Regions from separate parts of the Homo sapiens genome. Here region 1 is linked to region 2. The links are chromatin contacts, found by Hi-C or POLR2A ChIA-PET in ENCODE. All regions are on one chromosome and are shown on one strand. Each heading gives the region's core, a stretch centred on a gene start or an enhancer-like site at or near the end of the contact. The rest is flanking DNA. Distances are from core to core; before and after follow the strand shown.

Region 1 (5,492 bases), core at 2,923-5,422, 220 kb after region 2:
TATATTTTTAAAAAGTACTTGTGACTTCCAAAAAGTTGACTGAATTCTTCATTCTGCAGAAGACAGTGTTCTTTGCTTGTGAGTTTTCTTTTCCCCAGCAAGGCATCATAATCGACCAAGGAGTGTCATGACTAGAGAGTGATAACACTTCAATCTCATTCTTGTTGGCATTAATTTAAAAACAAGTGATAACATGAGAATTGCTTTCTAAATTATCAGTTTGATTGATAAAGTTTCATCTGGAAGTCTTTAACCAAGGTTGGCCATAGCTGGGTTTCTGGCTACCACCCATTGCTAACCTGAGGGTTAGAAAAGGTAGCAGCATCTAGCAAAATTCACTTCCTCCCCTCATCCCGGGCCTCCTGGCCCCCATTTATCTCACCCACATCCTGAACATGAGAAAATAGGAAAGAGCCCTAGTCCCTCTTGTGCCACCATTTGTCTCTGGCACTGCGGGGCCTGCGTTCACAGGATGGCATGCAGGAGAGGTGGGAAAGGAATCAAGATGACAGAACTGACTACCCAGGATCCTGAAAGAGCTGTGACTTGTTTCCAGTGAGTCAGCCCAGGCTTGAGCCAGATAATCCTGAAACCTCATTTCCCACCCTCAAAGCACCAGGGTAATAGCACAGACAGGTATCTGAGCTTCCTAACATGAGATTAAACTCTGCTTCCACCATGACTCCCATGGGATTTCCACAGCCAACTAACTGGAAGTCAGGAATCATTTTTCTTTTTTTTTTTTCTGGGTTTTTTTTTTTCTGTTTTTTTGTTTTTTTGTTTTTTTTTTTTGAGGGAGAGTCTCGCTCTGTCACCCATGCTGGAGTGCAGTGGCACCATCTCAGCTCACTGCAACCTCCACCTCCTGAGTGCAAGTGATTCTCCCACCTCAGCCTCTGAGTAGCTGTGATTGCAGGTGTGTGCCGCTATGCCCAGCTAATGTTTTTATATTTTTAGTAGAGATGGGGGTTTCACCACGTTGGCCAGGCTGGTCTCAAGCTCCCAGCCCCAAGTGATCTGCCCGCCTCGGCCTCCCAATGTGCTGGAATTACAGATGTGAGCCACCGCCCCAGCCAAGAATCATTTTTCGTAAATACTAAAAGTACCATTCAATTTGTGTATAGAAACTAACAAGGCTGCATTACTCAAGGACTTTTAAACTCATTTTAGCATGATTAACTTGGCTCCTACAAGTAGGAGCTGTTGGAGAGGTTCTGTCTGGCATTTTAGGAATAAGAGGGAGAAGTGAGTAGTTTCAGATTGTGCTATAAAGAAGAAAGAAAGAACTTTCTGTGGAATATGGGACATAAGTATAAACATTAAGTCAGTCACAATAGAGATTTCCTACTTTTTCTAGTCTGGAGTTAGCCCATCAGGATTGGAATTCCAGCTCCACCAGTTTATAAATGTGCAATCTCTGGCAAGTGGTTTCATCTCCCTAGGCCTCAGTTTTCTGCCCTGAGTGAGAGAAGAGAGGAGAGTAAAGTACCCACCTCATAGGGTGCTTTGTCATGGAAATTAAATGAGATCATCCCGTGGAAGGCACTTAAAACACTGTCTGGCACATTATTTAATAGTTGGTGTCGCCCTGATTCCAGCTGCTGCTGGGAGCCACTTGTAGTCGAGCTTGAAGTGAACAGGCTGTCTCAAGACCCTGAACTGTGATTTATGGGGAGATACTCACACTTGTACTCACTAGAGAGGGCCTGGCGCTGGAAGAACACAGCTTGTTTGGTTGCTTGCTTGCTTGCTTGCTTGCTTGCTTGCTTGCTTTTATTTTTTATTTTATTTTTTTTGAGACAGAGTCTCACTTTGTTGCCCAAGCTGGAGTGCAGTGACGTGATCTCAGCTCGCTGCAACCTCTACCTCCCGGATTCAAGCGATTCTCCTGTCTCAGCCTCCCAAAGTAGCCAAGACTACAAGTGCCTGCCACCACGCCCGGCTAATTTTTGTGCTTTTAGTAGAGATGGGGTTTCACCATGTTGGCCAGGCTGGTCTCAAACTCCTGAACTCCTGACCTCAGGTGATCCACCTGCCTCAGCTCCCCAAAGTGCTGGGATTACAGGCGTGAGCCACCGTGCCCAATCAAAACATAGCTTTCTTCAAAGAAGCTTGGGTTGAGTCAAACTCCCCACTGCCCTAAACTAGAGTTCTCCTGCCATCTAGCGCCCAATGGCAGAAAATCGTTAAATTCTAATGACGGCCCCATTCCTTTGTTCCTCCCCCACCCCCACCTTGCACCCCCATGCCTGACATGGCTTTCTCTTCAGCCCCATATGCCAAGCAAACACCCACTCATTTCAATTCAATTCAAAGCCTCAATTCAAGCCTTATCTCCTCTAAGAAAACTTTCCTGAGGAACCCGGATGGCTCACTCCCTCCTTGCCAGCCTGGACCACCTCCTCCAGCACACCTCTTCCAACACTGCCCCTTCCCCTTCTCCACGGAGTGTGTTTCCCTTCTCCACTGACACTCCCCTCTGGACCCGCACCCCTAGCTAATGTATTCGATAAATGAATGCACACGACAGTACTGTTATGGGTGGGACAGTGAGGCATTCCAAAAAAAAAACTGCTCCAGGAATTCAGAAACAGTTTCATGTTGCTGGCATGTAAGTGCTTCATTGATGACTGCTTCATTGATGATCTGTAGCCCCTGCTTTGTCTCTGAAGTTCATTTTTTATGAGAAATAAATGCATAAACATACATCTACCCTGTGATCCAACAATCCCATTTCTAGATATTTACCCAAAAGAAAAGAAAATCTGTGTCTACAAAAGACTTGGTCCAGGACTGGGTGGTGGTGCATACCCGTAATCCCTTTGATAGGCAGAGGCAGGAGGATAGCTTGAGGCCTGGAGTTTGAGACCAGCCTGGACAACATAGCAAGATCCCATCTCCAAAAGAAAAAAAAAATGGTCAAGGATGTTCATAGTCACCACTTTATTCATAATAGCTACTAAGTGGAAAAGACCCAAACACCCATCAGCAGGGGAATGGATCAACAAATGTGGGCCGGGACCGATGCCTCATGCCTGCAATCTCAGCACTTTGGGAGGCCGAGGTGTGTGGATCCCTTGAGCTCAGGAGTTGGAGACCAGCTTGGCTAACATGGTGAAACCCCGTGTCTACAAAAAAAAAAAAAAAATTAGCCAGACGTGGTGGCACATGCCTGTAATCCCAGCTACTCGGGAGGCTGAGGCATGAGAATCACTTGAACCAGGGAGGTGGAGGCTGCATGAGCCGAGACCACATCACTGCACTCCAGCCTGGGTGACAGAGTAAGACCCTGTCTCAAAAAACAACAACGACAAATGTGGTATGTCCATTCAATAGAATACTACTCAGCAGCAAAAAAGAACCAACAACACAGCTCAATCTCGAAAGCATTAGGCTAAGTATTTTTCAGCAATATGCTAAAAAAGCCAGACAGAAAAGGAGTACTTATTGGATAATAACATACATATGACATTCTAGAAAGAGAAAATGTAATCTACAGTGACAGAAGCAGACCAGTTAGGGCAGGGGTGGGGAGATGGGGTAGAAAGGACGGAGATTGGGACAAGACAGAGTTTGGGTTTTTATTGTTGTTTAGAGACAGAGTCTCACTCTGTCGTCCAGGCTGGAGTGCAATGGCGTGATTTCGGCTCACTGCAACCTCTCCCTCCCGGGTTCAAGCAATTCTCCTGCCTCAGCCTCCCAAATAGCTGGGACTACAGGCATGTGCCACCACACCCGGCTAATTTTTGTATTTTTAGTAGGGACGGGGTTTCGCCAGGTTGGCCAGGCTGGTCTCAAATTCCTGAGCTCAGGTCATCCACCTGCCCACGGCCTCCCAAAGTGCTGGGATTACAGGCGTAAGCCACTGCGCCCGGCGGACAGGGTTTGTTAAAACTCATCAAGCAGCACGCCTAAGATCTGGGCATTTATCTGTATGTAAATTACATTAAATAATTTTAAAGAATGTAAAGGGAGGGACATGGGAGGGAGGAGGAAAGGCAGGCAGCAGCCGCAGGGCAGGTGTCCCAGTGACCGGTTCCCAAGCGGGAGGAGGGCGGTGGGCTCGCGGACACCAGCATGCAGTGGCTCCGTTCGGCCGCCAGGGGGGGGCGTGGGCCCTGGAAGGGCAGGCGGCGAAGGGCGGCGAAGGGCGGTGAGGGGGCGGGCCCGTACGCCGATTCCATATGGGCGCCGGCGCGGAGCGCCGCGGGGCAGCGCGGGGTCGCCATGGCTGAGCTGCAGCAGCTCCGGGTGCAGGAGGCGGTGGAGTCCATGGTGAAGAGTCTGGAAAGAGAGAACATCCGGAAGATGCAGGTAGCGGGGCTGGGGCCGAACCAGGACCCCCTTCTCAGCGGGTGGGTTCCGGGCCCTTCCCTCAGCCACCACGCGACGCCTTGCACTGCAGCCGCGTCCCCGCAGACCGGGTGTGGGCGGCCCTGGGGTCGCCGGGGCGGCCTCGGACAGGACTTCGGAAGCTTTGGCGGATCGGATGAAATCCGTGTGCCCTTGCCGTGCGCGAGGCTGTTTTCCGCCCCTTCCAGCCCGGGGCAGGAGCGTCCTCGGCGGCAGGTGGGAAGCCCCTGGTGGCAGGCGCTCGCCCCACCACCTTCCCCTCTTACGCGGCCCCTTCCGCAGGTGAGCGGCCCGAGGCCCAGCAGAGGCGCTGCCAACGTGAAAGACCAGAAAGGCGAGGACTTCCGGCCTCCCCGTTGGCCAGGTCATGCCTGCTTCTCTTGCGCCCAACCTCGCTTCACACAGCGCGGGTTTCTACACTGTTCTTCTCTGAGCCCCGCAATGCCTCTGTGTGTTTCGGTCCTGCTTCTCTCACGGAGTATGCGTTTCCCAGATAGTGCCCCTTGAGTCATTGATTAGTGGGTCGGCTGCCCTCTGGTGGAATTTGTATTGCTAGGTTGCTGACCTCTGAACCCCATGGAAGAGGCTCCTGGTTTTCAGAATTTGGCTTCGTCAGACCACCCTACCCTCACCCACTCGGGCGAACCTCTGTTCACCCAACCATCGGTGCAACAGGTGCCGATGAGCTAGCAGCAAGGACACCATGAAACACTACACTAGACATTGAGGATAATTTTCCCCAGTGGTGGTTTTAAGGTCCTGGTGTCTATTCTCAGGGAAGGTGAAAGCAGAAGGTGGAGAGAGAGGTGCAAATATCCACGTGGCCTTCTAACTCCTGTAGTGCTCCATAGTCATCTCTGTCCCCAGAGACTTTCCTACCTAACCTCTCTGCCCTTTCTCCCCAGGGTCTCATGTTCCGGTGCAGCGCCAGCTGTTGTGAGGACAGCCAGGCCTCCATGAAGCAGGTGCACCAGTGCATCGAGCGCTGCCATGTGCCTCTGGCTCAAGCCCAGGCTTTGGTCACCAGTGAGCTGGAGAAGTTCCAGGTGAGAAATATCCTAGACAGAGCACTGTAGTCCTTGATACAGACTTTTGCAGGAGATGACAAGCATTTGTTCAAAACTCTTGGCTTTAGTGTC
Region 2 (5,542 bases), core at 2,359-4,858:
CACCATAGGTGAGAAATAAGCGTGCTTCTGCCCTCTCTGTTTTCAGCAGGGTAGAATTCATAGTGATGGCAAAGGCTGGAAGTGAGCTTTGTCTGTCTTTGCAATCAGCTGAGCCCACAGGGCAGCAGATGAGGCTGAGAGCCACAGTGCTCCGTACAAGGCTGCTCATCCACGACTAAGCAGTGTCTCCTCTGCATTTCCAGAAATGTCTGACTCAAGCTGCCCCTGCCATGGCTTCCTTAGGAGAAGGACGTTGTACTTGAACCTAGGGAAACAGTATGACTGGACAATCCAGAGTGCAGAGTAAAGTCATCCAACTTCACAGTGCTGTAACTGTCATCAGCTGGTAATAGAATACTTTTTTAGAGTAGCTTTAGATTTACAGAAAAATTGAGCAGAAAGCACAGAGAGCTTTACCCCACTGCATAGTTTCACCTGTTATTAACATCCTGCATTGGTGTGATATGTTTGTTACAATTGATGAGTCAATTTTGGTACATTATTAACTAAAGTTAATATTAGTTAACTAAAGTTAGATATAAACTAAAGTCCCTCGTTTACATTAGGGCTCACTCTTGTAGTTGTACATTCTATGTGTTTGGACAGATTTATAATGACACATACCCACCATTATAGTATTGTACAGAGTCATTTCACTGACCTAAAAATTGCCTGTGCTACACCTGTTCATCCCTTTCTCCCCTCTCCCAAGCCCCTGGCAACTACTGATCTTTTTACAATCTCTACAGTTTTGCCTTTTTCAGACTGTCATATAGTTAGAATCATACAATATACAGCCTTTTCAGACTGGCGTCTTTCATGCAGTAATATGTATTTAAGCTTTCTCTATGTGACTTGATGCTTATTTATTTTCATTGCTGTATAATATCCCATTGTATGAATGTACCACAATTTGTTTATCCATTTACCTACTGAAGAATATTTTGGTTGCTTCCAAGTTTTCACAGTTATGATTAAAGCTACTGTAAGCATCTATATGCAGATTTTTCTTTGAAGATAAGTTTTCAACTAATTTGGGTAAATACCAAGGAGCACTATTGCTGGATTGTATAAGGGTGTGTTTGATTTTGTAAGAAACTGAAAAACTGTCTTCTAAAGTGTCTGGACCACTTTATCAATTGGTTTTGACTCCTGAACCACTTTCATTTAGATGAGTCTAATTTTTCCAGAAAATACTTCAGAAATACACTAACTGTTAGTAACCTGAAACCCTTTTCTCACTGCACTCTTACATGGGACTTAAAGGTGAAATGCTGCCACCTTCATTCTTCTTTCTGTAGTCTTCCTGCTGGTCTCTGTTCTTGCTAGAACTAAACCATCCTAGCAGAAAACTTCCTCTTTTCCCTCTCCCTCCTTTTTGCTTCTCATCACCACCCTTTCCCCAGCAAAAGTTAAAGGGGAAAATGGACTAGAGCAGGGTTGGTAGGGGAGATCCCACTCCCATTTTCCCATAGCAGAGCTATTGCATTTTCTCCGGGATTTTTGTTTTCCTTTAAAATGTCTTAAATTGACACTGCTAAAAGATACATGATGCTCTCTGCCCCACAGCTCTGGGGTTGGCATGCCTTGTTCCTTACTGGTTTGTCTCGAGTCAATAAATGAGATTCTGCCCATACAACTAAGTGCATTTGGGGCATTAACTGAACAGCTTTGCTACACGTGGCTGGTAAGAACATGTATTGACCTGAGGGAGATACATTAGGGGCCTTAAAATCTGGCAGTGGACCAAAAGAAAGTCAAATGCATCATCCCCGTGTGTTTCTTCCCTCTTGGGGCTTCCGAGTCTCATTGGAACCCCACCACTATAAAACACCTGGAGTGGGTTTTGTGACTTGTCAGTCTTGTTACTTTATAAATAGGCTTCATGTTGTGTAACCTGAATGCTTTGGGTTAATACAAAGAGACAGACAAGACAGGCACAGGCTGATGACCTGGAGAATAGAGGGAAGAGCTGACAGGAAAAAGCATTCCAGGTAAATGGGGCAGGTTGGATCACCATGGTCCTTCTGTGACCATTTTCAAGGCTCTAATGAGTGGCCCTGTCTGCTCATGTGACTACAAGCTTGTTGCATTTCCCCTGAGTTTTGGGTACATCTGCCCATATACAGTTGGAAACTAAATGACCTGCAGTTGAAGAGACTTTCTCTGTTGGGGCCCAGAATTTCTCAACAGAGTGCACTGTCAATATGTTAAGCAAGACAAGGTTCTGTGCATTACAGAAATCAGAAACTTAGCATCCGCGGCCCCACCATTAAGTACCAGTAGTGCCCCCTAGTCCTTGTGACAGTCAGAAAGCACCTCCCACCACAGGTTCTCAGATGCTCCCTAAGGGGCATCTGCTACCAGCAGTAAGAACCCCTGGGCTAGCGGGTGGTCTGGTCAAGGTCTCCCAGTGAAAGGGAGTAAATCTGAGTACCACCCCGTCCACTCCTCCTCTTCAGCACCTGGAGCCTGCACTTGTTGCCCAGGCCTTTCTCCCCTACTAGCCTCTTCTCCCTCCTCCTGCCCCTTGCTTCTGGGGCCCAAGGAGGAGAACTTAGAGATTCTGCCAGTTTGCAGTGTGATGTGGGTTGAGAAATGTGGAGCTGCAAGAAGTAAGTGTATTTACCCCTTAACTCTTGAAAACCTGTAGTTCTGGGGATTTGTTTCCTTCTTGATTGAACTTGCTTCTTAATCAGCCACCCTTATCAACTCAAGTGAGCATGCCTAAGGGGTGTCCTGTGGCCAGCCCCCAAGGTGGACAGTGGGGATTAGCAATGGGGCAGCATTGTCCCCTTCCCCCATCCCCTACTTCCAGGCTGATGCTGCATTGATCTGAGATTCTGCCAAGTCACACTGGTATTTGTATTGGCCCAAACCCAAAGCCTCACAATGCCTTCTGCAGGGTGGTTCCGGGGTGTCCAGGGTGTTGTGCACCAGGGTGCAGGGATGAGTTTGTCATCACCAAGCTATTCACATGGAGGAAATGGGACAGAGTTCAAGGATTGCTTGTTTTTACCTCCTCCCTGCTCATACCCTACTTTCAAGCCACTTGTGTGAATGATGCCCACACATGGCTTTGACTGAGCTGAGGGGATGGGCTTGGTTTGATTTCAGCCACCAAGAGTCTAACTTTGCTGGCCCGAGGTGCACACCAGCAGAACCACTGCTCACCTGGGCCCAGAGGATGGTAATTCTGAGACATCACAGGCCAGGGAAGTTGAGATGGGGCCAATGGGCCTTCACGGATAGGGAGGGACTTATAACCTCCCCATGGATCCTTCCAGAGGTGGTGTTTGGTTCCTGTACTTCTTGTCAGCCAGGTGCCCTCTGCTCAGCTGGTTCACAATGCAAAGGGCCCAGGGCCCTGTGGATAGCTATAGCATCTGCCACTTTATCCCCAGCTTTGTCCCTAGCCCACTGCCGCCATCCCCTTCTTCCTCCCTCCTGGACTCTGGGAAAATCAAGTGTAACCCTTTCCAGAGACACCTCAAGGCCTCGTGTCACAGTGCCAGTCAGCTGGAACAGGTTTTCAGAGTGCCTCAGCTTGGCACGGCTTCTCTGCAACCTCAGAACTCGGCCCTGGTAGAGCCTGTTGGTGATTCAGCAGCTGGGGAACTCCAGCCAGCCCGAGAGGGCTCGGCGATACTCGCCCTGTTGCCTTGAAATTCCAGGAATTTGGATGGGGGCCCTCAGCCAGCCAGTGCGTGAGCAGGCCTGGGGAAGAGGAAGGTTGACTCAGTACCCAGCCCCTGGTCTAAGTCTTTGATAAGGCTTAAACTCTTCGGAAGAGACAATTGCTTCCTCCTGGCACAAAAGGGTGTGGCATAGATCTGCACAGGTGAGAGCAAGCACAGGGCCTTCCTCACCTCTAGCCAGATGCGTGCTGCATCCTGGTTAACACTGTTGGATAAAGATGTTTTACCTATCTGCTATTTGCTTTGCTTTATGAGAGAGGGTTCTCTCGGACCACCAGATCAGTGGGCAGCCTTATTCTATAAGGCTTTGAAGTGGGTAACATGTTGGGGAGAATACAGGAAGATGTCTGTGTGGCAGTGTGAGTTGTTGCATCACAGTGGCCGGGCCTTAGAAACAAAAGTGTCTCAACAGGAAGCAACTGGCTCCTCCTCCAAGGGTCTCTGTGCCTTTTTTATTTAGTTGTTTATTTTTTGCATGCTTCTCCAGATGTCAGGAAAAGCATTTCACCTCCTTTTGCAGCTATGTTACTTCTCTGTTAACATAGCTGCAAAGGGTTATGTAACAACTAGGTTACTTCTGTGGTGTCAGTTCTGGGCACTTGTTAGTGGCATTGACTCTAAAGAGTTCAAAGCAGTTTGCCAATATTCTCATTTGTCTCTTGAAGTAGGGAAAGATAGTAACCAGCTCTCCTAAATCAGTAATGGTGGGAAATGAGGTCTGGGCTGAGAGAAGGAGGGACAGGAGATACTAGTCCATGTGAGTGACCTGATCTTATACCCAGCCCAGTGCTGGTGGGTATTAGGAGGTGCAGGCAGGGAGCTCTGCCTGCCAGAGTGGTCAGGGGGCATCGTGGAGGACTTGGGGATTGAGCTCGACCTGGAAGGCTGGTAGAAATGACGTCAGGCAGTAAGGAGGCTTTTCTACGCAGAAGAGAAGGAGTTAGTGTTTGTAAGAGACCCGGACTAGGTAGAAACATTTGGGTGGAAGAAAGGGCTGTAATAGGGAGCATCAGAGATACAGGAACACCAGTGAGTGTGTTTGCTTCAATCATCTGGATTGTAAACTCCTTGTGGCAAGTCTTGCCTTTGCTTGAAGAGCCCTGGGACACAACATTCACAACGAACGTTCACAATGAGCGTTCACTCCTCTGTCTTAGCCTCCTTGGGATATGGCCAGGCCTCTTTGGGGTCACTGGATGGAAGTCTTTGTGTTCTTATAAAAGTTTCAGGAAAAGCCAACAAAATGAGTTAAGGGTAGGAAAATAAAATATTTCAGGGGTCATCTCATCGGGTGACCAAACAATGCAGGATCCACTTGACAGGCCACTTCAGCAGACTTAAATCCGGGCTTTGGATAAGGATGACAGTTCCTTCATTCCTCATGGATTTTTCAATATTGTAGTGGGAATATTTAATATCATTTAAATAGAAAAACACAGATTTAACTTACCACCCAACTGAACAATGGTACAGCTATTTATAATGGAGTTCAATGGCTTTTGAGAATTGGAAGGATCCTTTCTCATAGGAAGGGACTTTTCATTCATTGCTCTCTGCCCAGCACCTAGACAATGTCCCGCTAATGGTGCAGCAGGTGCTCAGTGAGCACTTGTTGAATGAATGAATGTCAGGATTCAAGTGCTCTGTGCAGCAAACCACCATGGCCCACGTCTACTTAAGTAACAAACCTGCACATCCTGCACGTGTACCCCTGAACTTAAAATAAAAGTTGGCTGTGATCCCAGCACTTTGGGAGGTCGAGGCAGGTGGATCACTTAAGGTCGGGAGTTTAAGACCAGCCTGGCCAACATGGTGAAACCTCGTCTGTACCAAAAATATAAAAA

Evidence for each region. Hi-C counts contacts between places; a loop is a spot of excess contacts on that map. ChIA-PET counts read pairs that join two places held with the same protein, here RNA polymerase II (POLR2A). Pooled maps may share reads with other maps.
Region 1: a pooled map shows a loop between it and region 2 (3-fold over the local background). The contact joins the promoter of FAM136A here to the enhancer-like site in region 2. A Hi-C loop is called at or near these places in 3 of 50 pooled maps. POLR2A ChIA-PET finds 5 or more read pairs at or near these places in 4 of 52 experiments (AG04450, MCF 10A, PC-9 and 1 more).

The regions. Positions count from the first base shown.
Region 1 is chr2:70,300,747-70,306,238 of GRCh38, reverse strand. It overlaps FAM136A (family with sequence similarity 136 member A), which reads left to right and starts at 4,172. Exons shown (of 3, transcript NM_001329752.2): 1 at 4,172-4,635; 2 at 5,259-5,399. The coding sequence starts at 4,228. RefSeq lists silencers at 2,050-2,179, 3,983-4,252 and enhancers at 3,938-4,886, 4,887-5,492.
Region 2 is chr2:70,522,602-70,528,143 of GRCh38, reverse strand. All of the region lies in intron 1 of TGFA (transforming growth factor alpha), which reads left to right. Among named protein-coding and RNA genes, the nearest start is that of TGFA, 28 kb to the left of the region's middle. RefSeq lists an enhancer at 3,516-4,132. Within about 2 kb of position 3,608, at least 21 of the 41 ENCODE cell types and tissues checked have a DNase peak (open chromatin) inside an H3K27ac peak, as active enhancers do; they include PC-9, where a contact is called at or near this core.